2 separate regions of the Homo sapiens genome follow, and region 1 is linked to region 2. Evidence: chromatin loops called from intact Hi-C (ENCODE). Cell type or tissue: Calu3. All regions are shown on one strand. Each heading gives the region's core, and the rest is flanking DNA. Links, peaks and the distances in the headings are about the cores only.

Region 1 (6,508 bases), core at 481-5,480, 170 kb after region 2:
AAAAATACAAAATTAGCCGGGTGTGGTGGCACATGTCTGTAATCCCAGCTACTCGGGAGGCTGAGGCAGGAGACGCACTTGAATCTGGGAGGCGGAGGCTGTGATGAGCTGAGATCACGCCATTGCACTCCAGCCTGGACAACAAGAGAGACTCCATCTCCAAAAAAAAAAAAAGAAAAGAAAACAAGAAAAAGAAAAAAAAAGAAAATAGCCAAGCTTCACTGGCAGTCAGGATCTCTGGGTTCTAGTCCTGGTTTTGTTACAAATAAGCTATGCGATGTCCTCACCTCTAAAATAAGTACTGGGAAAAGCTCATCTCTGGGTCCTTTTGGCCTAGTATACTACACTTCTTTTGTAATAACACATTATATACTGAACATTCCTTCAGATCACTTCATCCGAAACACTAGTATCACATCGCAGAATTCATTCAGGATAAAATTTCATGTTGTAGACACCAGAAACAGTTGGTGAGGGAGACCGACAGACTTCCACCCACTTTTCGTTGGACTATGCAACTAAGAACCTTAATATAGATTTTTTTTTAGATGGTACAAGTGAACAATTTAGTCTAGATTACCTATTATAACAAAGGATGATCAAGTGGCCATTCAGAATTTTCAAGAACACACAGCAGTGTGTTCCTCACAGACGAGCCTTCTCCACAGTAGGGTTGTAAAGTCCTAACTGTGGTTTCTTCTATACAGGAACTTACACCTAGAAACCACAGAGTAAATTCTGCATGCTGTAATAAGTCAGGCAGGAAGGGACTGAAAGTATGCAAATTTTTCTACCCACAGCCAATTATATGAGAAAGACAAAACAAATTTAGAGGACAAAAGAATATTCATTATTAGAATGTGTGAGTTTTCCAGATCACTGACATTTTAAACTAGATTGATTTCTCAAGTCAGCTTTCTTGACTTTGTAAATGCTTTAAAAAGCAATAAAACAGGTGGAAAAACTGACCTTAACAGAGGAGAAATTAAAAGCAAAAAAAGAAATGAGAGTTGGCAGATACTAGTTTATTTTGCCTGAAGTTAACATGCAACTTACTATTGCTAAAGGCCTACTCTGTTCAGAGAATGACTTTTTAAACCTCACATAAAAGCAATTCTGAAGTTCTATCAATGATTTTTTAAAAAGATACACTCTTTAACATTCATTAGAAAAACATTAGTGCAAGTGTGTGCCATACTTAGAAAAACAAAGATTTTAAGGTAGGATGGTGAAGCACTAAGTAAAAGTCAGAAGATCCAGCTTTTCAAGCTGTGAGAATTTAAACAAATCACTCAATGTTTCTGGATTTTAATTATTTAGGAGTAAATTAAAGGGGTTGAACCCGATAATCTCTAATGTCCTTTCCAACACTAAAATGCAAAAGCTTCTTTTAAATAAGTGGTTCCCAAACTGTTCCAAGAACACAATTAGTAAATATTCTAAAACTAAATTATTCCATGATCAAGTAATTCTAGGAAAACAAATCATGAAGTCAGACAAATATCTCCACTGTAGGACTTCTTGAAGACTTTTTACTGCTAATTTACACTTTTACTCTCCTGGACAATACTACATAGTATGTAGTGTTTCCGAAGTTTCTTTGTAAAATGAGTATTTTAATTCCTTGAACACTTTCAACCTTTAATAGAATCCGTGTATCTTAGTAAGCACAATTAAGGAAAGCAGCTTTGAACAATAAACTTCTGAATTTAAAATCAGATGCTGAAGGCCGGGCGCAGTGGCTCACGCCTGTAATCCCAGCACTTTGGGAGGCCGAGGCGGGCAGATCACGCGGTCAGGAGATCGAGACCATCCTGGCTAACACGGTGAAACCCCGTCTCTACTAAAAATACAAAAAATTAGCCGGGCGTGGTGGCGGGCGCCTGCAGTCCTAGCTACTTGGGAGGCTGAGGCAGGAGAATGGCGTGAACCCGGGAGGCGGAGCTTGCAGTGAGCTGAGATCGCGCCACTGCACTCCAGCCTGGGTGACACAGCGAGACTCCGTCTCAAAAAAAAAAAAAAAAAAAAAAATCAGATGCTGAAAGAAGGAAAATGCTCACATAATAGTCGAGGGCATCTATTTCAGAAACTGTAATAACATCTCCATAGTGTTTACATATCATAAAGCACTTTATCTTACATTAACTCTTTTGACCCTTAACCCTGAGAAGCAAGGACAAATATAATAATCCTCACAAGTCTTTCTCATCACAAGGATTTTCGGCTAGTGAACAGAATGATCACAATTTTCTTCCACGATTATAACCGTAGGCTTTCCTTGACCCTTCCTCCAAAATCCTCTTTTGTATACAAACTGACCTGTTAGGAGACACCCCAAGGAAGGAGGGAAGCATCCAGAGTACCTGTGCCAGGTAATGTGCCACGTGCTGTCACCCAGATGATGTCATGTAATCATCTCAATAACACTGAGTAACTATTACCCCTGGTTTTGCTGCCAAGGAAATTAAGACCCAGAAAGTTTAAGAAATGTCCCTTCGAGTGATAAGAGCTGGGATCCACACCAATGTCCAACTTTTTTTCTTTAAAAGCAACCTGTGTTTTGAAATGGTTTGATAGTGAAATTTTTTTAAATGGACGTTGGCCATGTGGTTCAGTTGAAAAAAATTAACACTTTATTTTGGTTTGTGTTTCATGGTTTGTGGAATCTGTTTGAAATATGATTTGATTTACACAAATATTACAACAGTAGTTAGAGGGAGGTGTAATTTATACAAGAACTTCATCTTAATAATTACAACCACCTCAGTTCTTACTAGGTGCCAGACAGACCCATATGTACTATCTCATTTAATCCTCCAAACAACTCCACAAGGAAGGATCCCAGGACTATTCTACCTTCAAGGCTTTTACCTCAGAACTTCCTCTCTGAAGCAGCCTGTTTCACCTCTCTCTCCCAGGGACTTTTCTTTTTATCTTTTTTTTTTTTTTTTTTTTTTTTTTTTTGAGATGAAGGAAGTCTCACTCTGTTGCCTAGGCTGGAGTACAGTGGCACCATCTCAGCTCACTGCAACCTCCGCCTCCCGGGTTCAAGCAATTCTCCTGCCTCAGCCTCCTGAGTGGCTGGGATACAGGCAGGCGCCACCAAGCCCGGCTGATTTTTGTATTTTTAGTAGAGACGGGGTTTCACCATGTTGGTCAGGCTGGTCTCGAACTCCTGACCTCGTAATCCGCCCACCTCGGACTCCCAAAGTGCTGGGATTACAGGCGTGAGCCACCGCGCCCAGCCGTAGGGAATGTCTACCTGCGCATGCACGTGGCACTCTCTGACCGAGGTCCGGGGACTTTCCCCTAGGCGGAAGGATCTTATCAGAATCTCCATGCCCCACCCTATACCAAAAGCTCATTGTCTTTCTTGATTTCACGTTTCCTTAGCCTTTGGAACAGTGCTCTCAATTTTCAGAGCATACTCATCTTACCAATGTCAAACCCTATATAAACCCATTATCCAGATGCTTTCCCTTACTTATTGCTCGTGGAGGGTCAGGATACCATGCCAACTCGTACCTCTGAACTCCCATGGCTCCTTACTACTGCTTGAGTCATCCTTGCACTCATTTCTGTTTGAATGCTCACCAAATTCCCAAGAGCATTATTCCAAATCTTTTGTCATACTCCTTAAACTGAAAATCCCATCTTTTTTATTTTATAGAATCTGAACAGACAACCTCGCCTCCTTACTGAATCCTAAGCTTTCATAAAAAGGTGAGCTTCACTGGCCTTCCTGCCTTCTCTAGCATAACCCATTTTCTCCTTCCTGTAATCACTGTCAGGAAGACTTCTGAGGAGCCCTTTCCTGTAAGACTAATCCTGCCTCAACCTTTCATAAAAGTAAGCCCTATTTCCAAATATTCCCTCTTTTTTCTAGCACCTTGCTTTACCTACAAACACAGATGCTGAAATAATCTTGTCTCTAGGCTGTCACTTGAAATTTTCAGGAAAAAAACTCTCTTTGGCGTCTGACTTTCCTAAAGACACACCCTCTTCATTCATTCACTCTTTAAACCCTTTGGAATGTGCTTCCCTCACCCCTGCCTCCACCCTCCTTTCCCGCCCCACTACACACACAGGACTCCACTGAGACTTCTGTTTTAAAAGTTTACAAAGACCTCCCAATGGGTATTTCCAATGGCCCTTTACTAGGCTTTTGTCTTTCTTGACCTCTTGGCAACATTTAATGGAGCTGACCACCTCTTCTTAAAACTTTGTTCTCCTTGGCTTCTGTGACACTCTCCGGATTCTCTCAGTTTTGTGCCACTTCTTTCCTCCTACTTTGCCTAAGGCTCCCCCCTACTCCTGCCCAATATAGAATCTGTGCTCCCCGAAGTCTGTCCCATCTCTTGTCTTGACACATTCTCTCCTCGGAGTGCTTTAATCCATTCCCAATGCTCCACCTATTAAATCTGAGAAGTTTCTGTGCTTCTTCCCCAGAGCTCCGGTTCTCTAACTGCTTGCTAGAAATTTCTGCCTGGGATGGCAAGTGGGAAGAATAATGTGTAATTCATGTGGACAAGTTAAAATGGCCAAACCAAACTCACTGCCTTTCCCCCAGAAACTCTTATTTTGGTAGGCTGAATACTCTAAACCACTCACCACTATATCTGCCCATCTTCCATATTCCTTTGAGGTGGGAGATGTTTTAATATAACCAATGTACTTGTTAGACTATAGATATTAAAGGTGACTGTATAATTATGAATGACGTATATTACCAAGAATGAAATTTGCCATATAACAATGTGTTTGAGAAGATCCAGGACAAACACGAAAATCCATGCAGACATGTGAGGCAGCTTCTACTCTGACTTCAAGGTAATCTCAAGGGAGTGGTAAAGAAATGCTTACAACCATCTCCCCAACCAAAATAACTTCTTAAAGTGGTTTTCACTAGGGGTGTGTGATTAGCCATTTAGGCTGGACGATTCTTCCTTATGAGAAACTGAGCTGGACACTGCAGGATATTAAGTATCCCTGGTGTCTGGACACCAGTATCAGAATTCAACAATCCCTCTCCAATTTATTTTAATAGCAAAATAATAACAGTAATAATAATAATGATGATGATGATGTGGAAAATCCTTGTAATAGAAAGGCTGGGTTTTTCCTCATCACTGAGCCCCAGAGCAAAAAAGGTTGCAGTAACTTTTCATTTTCCCAATCATTTACGACTAGAAGCCTACGATGGTCTATTCCCGAGACCTTCCCCTCCCCATCCAGCCAGTCACCAGCCAAATCTTGTCAATTCTTTCTACACAATATCTTGAATCCATTCTATTTAATACATTCACACTGCCACATTTTACATCTTTATTTCAACTGAGACAATACCTTCTAAACTCAGGCTCTGCTCTCACCCATTTTAGCAAGCTTGCTCCTATTGACCTCTGTTCTTCAAACTCTACCCTGCAGTCAACCTAACCTGAACTACCCACTACTTCCCTGATAAAGCCCATGTTTTCTATCTTCAAATCTTTGCTGAATCAATGTTCTTTTTACCTGAAATGTCGCCTTCCATGATGCAACCAATTATCCTGTCTCCTGAGTTAGAAATTTTGTTCAAGTTCTTCTCCCTCTCCTTCCAAATGCAGTCACGAGAACTTTTGGAGGACACAGATCCCTCTGACAAATGGATGAAAGCTATGAATCTCTACCAAAGAAACAGCCAATGTATGCACATTTTGCATACAATTTTAAGGGCTTCCTGTATTTCAGTATCTATAAAATTTGGTCACTCCTCCTGCCTACAATTTAACTGACTTCTTTTGGGTCCTCACTAGCTCTCAGCAGTTTTAACAACTAGCTAGCTGGTTTCCCTGCCCAGTTTCTCCCCTAATGTGCACCAGTATTATCTCCTGCATGCCACCAGTTTACTTCGCAAAGATTCCTGTATGCTTTTTTTTTTTTTAAATCACTTACACCTACAACTCAATTAATTATAACTCAATGTTTCTGAGCCCCTCTTAAACTTTCAGTTTAAACAAAAGAACTATTCACTGTCTTAGAATTGGTCTGATACATTTAACATATAAAACTGAGAATACAAAATAGAGCCAAAGTACTTTCTAGAATATCTGAATTGGCAGGGTTGGGTTGATCACAAATGGTCTTCCAAAAAGGATTTATAGGCAGTTCTCCAAAGAGGAGAGAGACAAAGAGATTTTGTCTTAGAACAGAGAAAGAAAATGCTGGACGATAGGACCGATAACTAAGAAAAAAAGGGGGAGATTTAAGAATCTAAGACAATTCAAAACAATGAGGCTACATATTTGCTCCCAACCTACACAGCACCAAAACAATGAGACTGGAACCAATTTTGCAAAGTGATACATCAACTAGCAAAGTAAGAAACAAACAAGGTAAGAGTGCTTTCTTCTCTCTTAGCCCCTACTTCCCCTTCCCTCTCTTCAGCACTCCCTGCTCCTCCCCATCTTGCTCTGGAGCTTTGCAGCCTCTGCAGTGCACACCTAAAACTCCCCAGACACACTGAAAA
Region 2 (6,508 bases), core at 1,073-6,072:
GCCAGGGATGATCCAGCTGACACCTGGAAGGTGGTTGAGGGTGGCCTGGGAGGCAGGCAGGACCCTCATGACACTCACAGTGCCCTTGTGCCTGACTTCATAGATTTAGAGAGAGAGGCTGGAGAATCAGTTATCTACAAACAACTCAGAATTGTGAGAAGGGCCGGATTGTTCTCCGTGCTCCTGATGTTGAAAATCTTTATAAATTGAACAAGTCAAAGTGTACTGACTGCTTACAGTGTGCCACTGGCAGGAAGGTACCAGCTCAATTCAGATGTCTTGCATAGCAGGGCACTTGGGGAAACAGAATTTGTGTTGTCGACATTCGACATTGTAGATTTGTCCACTTATTACGATAGTTTCCTAGGAGATGAAGGTAAAGTGTCTTGAGGAAGGGGTGCCTTTGCCTAATTTGCATAAAGGCACCAAAGGGGCACTAGTAGTCTACTAGGACCATCCCCCTTCCTCACCCACATACCCTTGCTGTTGATTTCTGTGTATCTGTTGGTATTTGTACATAATACATACATAAAAGTTCTTGTCCCCTTCTGGAGAGGGGAATTGGGGAAGAAGCTGCCGAGGAGAAAAGTAGGGAAGATGGAAAAGCTGGCATACCTTCCACTCTCTAGCCTAGTGGTCATGGGGCCGATGGCCAAAGCAGATAAAAAACTCTTCATTGAGTCTCAGTAGTGAACTGCCTCAGGGCCCAGGGGCAGGTTGCTGGCAAAGGGGCTCTTCTCTCCTCTGCCCAGCATCCAGTACTTTTGTGGCACTGGAGAACTGCAGGCCTTGGGGACAGGCAGGAACTGTACCCTTGGCAGGAACCCTCACTACCTAAGGATGGGCAATGGCTTATGAGTGAGAAACACGGAGCCGTGGGAACTCAGAATGACATGCTACCTGGAGATTGTGGTAACGCCCTGTTTTTTTGTGGGCATATCTACGAGCCTCAAGGACATTGGAGACAGCCACCTAGCAAGAGCTGGGGGCCTGTGGGGGAAGCTGGGATCCTGCTGCTTTACATTCAGCAAATATTTAGAGAGTGTTGGGGAAGGTGGAGTTTGCTCTGTCATCTAGTGTGGTCAGGGTGGGCCTCTCATAGAAAGTGACTAACAAAGTAGCCCAACATGGGGTAGGCGTGCATTTCAGGAGGAGGAACCAGGTGGTTGCACATCAGGCTGTTCTGTGTGTCAAGAACTGCAGGCCATCCAGTGATGGTGGGGCAGTGAGTATGGGACAGGGATGCAGAGGAGGCCAGCGAAATAGTAGGAAACCAGAACCTTGAAGGTCCCAGACAGCACTGAGGTTTTCCTCTTGATGAAATGAGAGGGTTTTGAGCAAGGGAGTAACGTGGTTTGATGCGTGCAGATAAAGGCTTTTAAATCAGCAGCCATTGCAGGTTTGTTCACGGCAGTCTTTTATGGCGGTGCTATTATTATCCCCATCATAAAAGCAGGAAAGCTTTGTTTAAAGGATTTAAGAAATTTACCGAAGGTTAGCCAGAGTGGAATGGAAGTTGGGATTTGAACCCAACCTGGAGCCCTGCTTTTAATCACCAATGGATGCTCCCTCTCCATGGCTGAAAAAACTCGTCATGCTGCAAGAACCTTTTCCTTCAAGCCTAGTACTAGGTGTGACAACACCCTCCATACCTGCCAAGACCTTTCTGATCTCCCAGGGATTGACTTCACTCTGCAATCATCTTTCTTAGTGATTGGAGCACCCAACTGCTGGTGATCTCTCAGGCATGCAAATGACTTTGGCTTAAGGATCTTATCTCAATCTATAGGGAGATCCTCCTGGGATTCAGAGACCTAGTCCCATCGAGGCCTATACATCTATTTAATTAAAAACAAGTTCAAATCTTGAGGTTTGGGAAATTGCCTGCCTAGTAATGCAAATCTATAAATTCTACTTCCTGCTGCTTCCAGGCTGACTGTAAATACCCTGAAAAATCAGCCTCACTCGAAATGTTTTGGCCATTCCACTTCTGGCTCAATAGGTAGTAATAAGTAAAAATGAAAGTGGTGAGAGAAAAACTAGATGAAATTAAAACTAGCCCTTCACAGGGCTCAGCTCAGGGATGGTGGTTAAGGACTTCTGGCTTGTTCCTGTCATGTCTGACGTGGCTCTTTAATTCCTAAACCCGAGTCCTCAGGGTCTGTACAGCCACCTCTTCTTTCCCTGATGACTCACCTTCAGCTCTGAAGTTAGAAGAGACAGATGAGTCATCATCATTTCAGAAGCAACAACTGATGCAAAGAATCTCAGTTTTGCTATTAAACTAGGGCGGTTATTACATATTCTCAACCAAAAGCAAGCACTAAGCCCTGGCAGGGGCTATCCATGGAGTACTCACAGGACAAGGGTGCAGGATATTTGAGATTTGTGGTGTTCTAGGAAATCCAGTTGCATAGGAGCCACATATTCTGTGAATTTGAAGTCAGGGTCTTGGGCAGCCTGAATTCTCTAAAAGGTCTCGCTACCACTTAAGGACTGATACATTTCCTGAAAGATACATTGCCTTCCTGGTAATAGCCGCTGTAGTGATACAATAGTAACAATTACAGTACACCCCAAGGTACTACAATCCCCAAACCATCTGAGTTTGCCTGACAGTCCCTGGTATTCATTTGATGAAGTCAAGCTTTGAGATAAGCACACTTTCCAGAGCTGGTAGTGATACTGCCTGGATTCTACTTGGACTAGTGTGCCCAGCTAGTCTGTTGAGCAGTCCCAGGGAAGGCTGTCTGTGGAAAGGTAAACGAGATGCAGATGTGAGCCCCTCATTTCATTGCAGCATACATCTGCCAACCCAGTGAACACTGTCATCATCTTTTATCACAAAGACCCACCCTCCCACTCACCTCTTCCAACACTAACCTAGGGCTCTCTTTTAGACCTATTCAGAGATTCCTGGGCTACTCCACGATGGCTAATAGCCCATTGCTTGCTCTCAAGTTAGCTTTTAAGTCTTCATCCTGCCCACTGATGAACTTTTATTCCAATTGCTTAGCAGTGGCATTCTCAGGGCTCAATGGTCATAGACTCATGCTTTCTGCCATTCTGGTGACACAGCACACAAACACACATGTGCACACACCCCACAAACCATACATACACATCACACACAGAGGTTTCCAATAAACCAAATGTGTGAATCTTTTCCAGAGTGAGGGCAACTAGACCATACCAAAAGATAGAATTGTTTCATTATCTTCTTATTTTACTTGGATTCAACTCTTATTTCAGTAGAATTGTTTTATTTTTCCAGGGAGGGTTACTGTGAAAGGAACTTGATTCTCTCTGTGTCATTAGAAATGTATCTCTTTCACACCAAGCTCCATGGTTTTGCCTCTAGAAATGAGCTCCCGAGTCAGAAAGAAAGCTCATTTCTTTTTGGAATTTGATTCTTTCAGGCAGCAGATGCTGAGTGCCTACTGTGTGCAAGATCCCAGCTAGGTTGTTCAGGATATAAGAATAGATAGACTAAACTCTCTGCCTTCTGATAAACAAAACTTAAATGTCCTTGCTGGCAACATGAAAGACAAGTTACATATGTCTATATTTAACTCCTAAATAGATAACTTTGTGGATCCAATCTCAGTGAAATCCTTTGCCATAGATCTTTTGACAATTTGGGGCTCATTTCTGTGGGAATTTACAGTGTCATTGCAATGAAGGAAACTCTTTTCCATATTTTGTAAACTTTTGCAGAGTGCTGCCCTAGGGCAGAAGTGATTACAGCGAGCTCCTATTAATTAATTATGCCTATCTGAGTGCAGACGCAGAGCAGCCAGTGGGCTTGGAGCTGCGTCTGGCAGCCTGTGGAGGGCTGGGTGCCACAACAGGGCTATTGTTCTGCTCACCATTGCCTTTGGCTCCCTCTTGGCATTGGTTCCTAATTGCCTCCCAACTGGGTAGGTCTGAACCTGTTTTCTGAGCCTCCTTGGCAGGTATGTAACCAAATGTCCCCAGGCCTCACCAGCCTGCGGGAGCCAATTAGATGCCACTTTCACTGAGAGTTAGCTAGCTACTTGCTCCACCTGTGTGACTCCTGACCTTCACACCTCCCCTTTCTCAAAGTTTGTCTGCTTCTTTTGGGGGAGTCCACAGAATGTATCAAGTAGGCAGAGAATAAGTTTGCAGCTCTTGGATGTTCGTGGCTTGTCAACCATTTGAAACTGCCCCTCTTTCGGTATCCTGTGTCTCAATTCCCCTGCTCAGGGCCAAGTCTCTGGCTCAGCCCACCTGGCACAGGTGGCTGAGCTGCTGGCTGGGGCACCCATGAGCTTTCAGGTGCCCAAGCTATGCAGAACTCCCTGGGGACCTCAGGGATGTTGTTCAGTGGGCTGCGACTATGGCACAGCTCAAAAGAGAGCACTGCAACATCTCTCATGAAACTCTTTCCTGTGAGGCTTCTTTCATTCAGGGCTTGTCTTCCAGGGTCACGAAGCTAGCCCTTGGCCTCTGCCCCACCTGCAAAGCGCCACAGAGCTGTGTTCCCTGCATTCCTTCTTGTGCTGTGGTCCTGCCGCATTCCTCGCAGAACTGGGGAAAAGACCCTCACCCTACCCTGTGAAATTTCCTTATAGTTTGAGTCTCAAAGCTGCTCTGCTTGCACCTGAGGATCTAAAATTTTCTGTGCTGACAGCTCCTCAGTTTCTGGCTCTGGCTTTGCCCTCCTTAGGGGCTCACACCCTACTGGGCCTCCCTCCTTCGTCCTGCAACTCCCCCAATTCTCCCTTAGTGCCCATCTACTGTTCATTAAACTCCTCCTTGCTGCTCCAGCTAAAAATCAAGAGGATGCAGATCAACTGTGCAAATAAATACTTGGAGACTATGGATGGGTTTGGTTTCAACTGGCCCTGTTGCAAGAAAAGCACTGAGCTTCTAACATGCATATTCCTTTTTCTGGCTTTAGATGGAAAACAGCTTACAGTTTCTTGACAGCAAGGTCCTTAATTCCTTTCCTTAATTTCCCCACCCTGTTTCCTAAAAGGATAAAATGAGATAATGCGGTGAAAGTTATACCTAAATTGCAAATGGCCATGTCAGTGTAGTATAAGGTTAAAACCTTGCATGCGTCAATGCTCAGTAGGTACCAATACTGAATGACTAGTGGCCATGACATTTATTATTTTTCTAGTAATCCATTTAAAATATTTATTAAACATCTATTATGTGACAGTTTCTATTCTAGACATGGGAGATATAGGGATGAAAAAGAAAGAGATCCTAATGGGGAAAGATGAATGCTAAATAAACTAGTTAAAAACAATAAATAAGAAAATATCAGACTGTGACTAATGCTCTTCAGAGAATTGACTTAGAGTAATGTGATGGAGGGTGACTACGTGGTTCTGTTAGAGCAGGAAACCAGGTCAGGCCTCCCCGAGGCAGTGACAAGTCGAGATCAGATTGCAGGAGAAGTCATCCAAGCAAAGGTCAGAGGAAAGAGGACTCCAGGCAGAATAGCAGCTTGGGCAAGGAGCAGGGGTGAGCTTGGTGAGCTCTGATGATGGAGTCCAGGAAAAGGGGAGGCTTTTTCTGCTTTTTACATAATGGGAAGCAATTAGAATTTGAAACAGGGGAGTAACATAATCTGGTTTATGTTCAAAAAAGAGAACTTAGGCTGCTGTGGGAGGAAGGGGTTGAAGTGGCTCAAGAGAGGCAGCAGGAAGACCAGGCAGGAGTCTGATCTGGCAGGATGGTGATGGGGCCAGGGTGACCAGATCCAACTTGGAGAGCATAGACAGATTTGGGGTCTTTGGAGGTAGAGCTGACTGGACTCGTTGATTGATTGGATGTAGAGATCGAGGAAAGAGGAGGCTCCAAGCTTCCTGGGCGACAACTATGGAAACCAGAAGCCTCTTACCAGATTGGGATGCAGGTGGCCTGCATCAGGGTGGTGACCAAAGTGTTAGGAGAGTGGCTTATCCTACAGGAGGGGGAAGGGGCACTGGCACCTCTCTTTTTCTCTCTGACATGTGTGGGTACTGCAGGAAGATTGGAGAGAATCTGCTAGAGCAATCAGTTGGTTTCGGATACTTAAAAAGCAGCTTTTGAAAGCAAACCATAGCCAATTCCACAGGCTAGAAGTCAAATAACTTTAAAATAGCCCAAGGCAGGTATAGTGAATTAAAGTGGCTAAAAGTTCTGTTTACTGTCTGAAATATCCATGGCAGCGGTACAGAGAGTTCAGGAGCTGGGTTGGGCTTGGGGATTTCTGATAACAGTCTTCACACTGGAATTTAATTTGTTTTACTTAAAGGTAAGCCTGAGCACTATTTTCATGAAAACTGCCTGCTCAATCTATTCTTTAAGGACCTGAAAACCCAGACCCCAAAGGAATGTTCTGCTTTGCCAACATTCACTGTCCCGGTGTTTGCTGACTTCACAAACAGAACTTGATGAAAATATGAAAAGACCTGAGAAAGGGTGAATGTATGAGAGGAAGATCCTCTGGGAGCCCAAGGAATTTACAGATCCCTGAATTTTATCACTG

Evidence for each region. A loop is a pair of places that touch in the nucleus more often than their neighbours do. Peaks named below come from ENCODE experiments on the same cell type or tissue, not always from the same donor. Only the 100,000 strongest peaks of a DNase experiment are listed, where the experiment ranks them.
Region 1: it touches region 2 in a loop (2.1-fold over the local background); 4 of 110 quality-filtered maps call a loop at or near these places.

Annotation. Positions count from the first base shown.
Region 1 is chr2:160,393,616-160,400,123 of GRCh38, forward strand. All of the region lies in intron 1 of RBMS1 (RNA binding motif single stranded interacting protein 1), which reads right to left. Among named protein-coding and RNA genes, the nearest start is that of MIR4785, 11 kb to the right of the region's middle. In Calu3, for the core only: no CTCF peak of the experiment used is centred there; DNase peaks (open chromatin) are centred at 3,276 and 4,066.
Region 2 is chr2:160,222,071-160,228,578 of GRCh38, forward strand. No RefSeq gene overlaps it. Among named protein-coding and RNA genes, the nearest start is that of ITGB6, 25 kb to the left of the region's middle. RefSeq lists enhancers at 1,889-2,058, 5,185-5,720. In Calu3, for the core only: no CTCF peak of the experiment used is centred there; DNase peaks (open chromatin) are centred at 2,161, 3,891 and 5,442.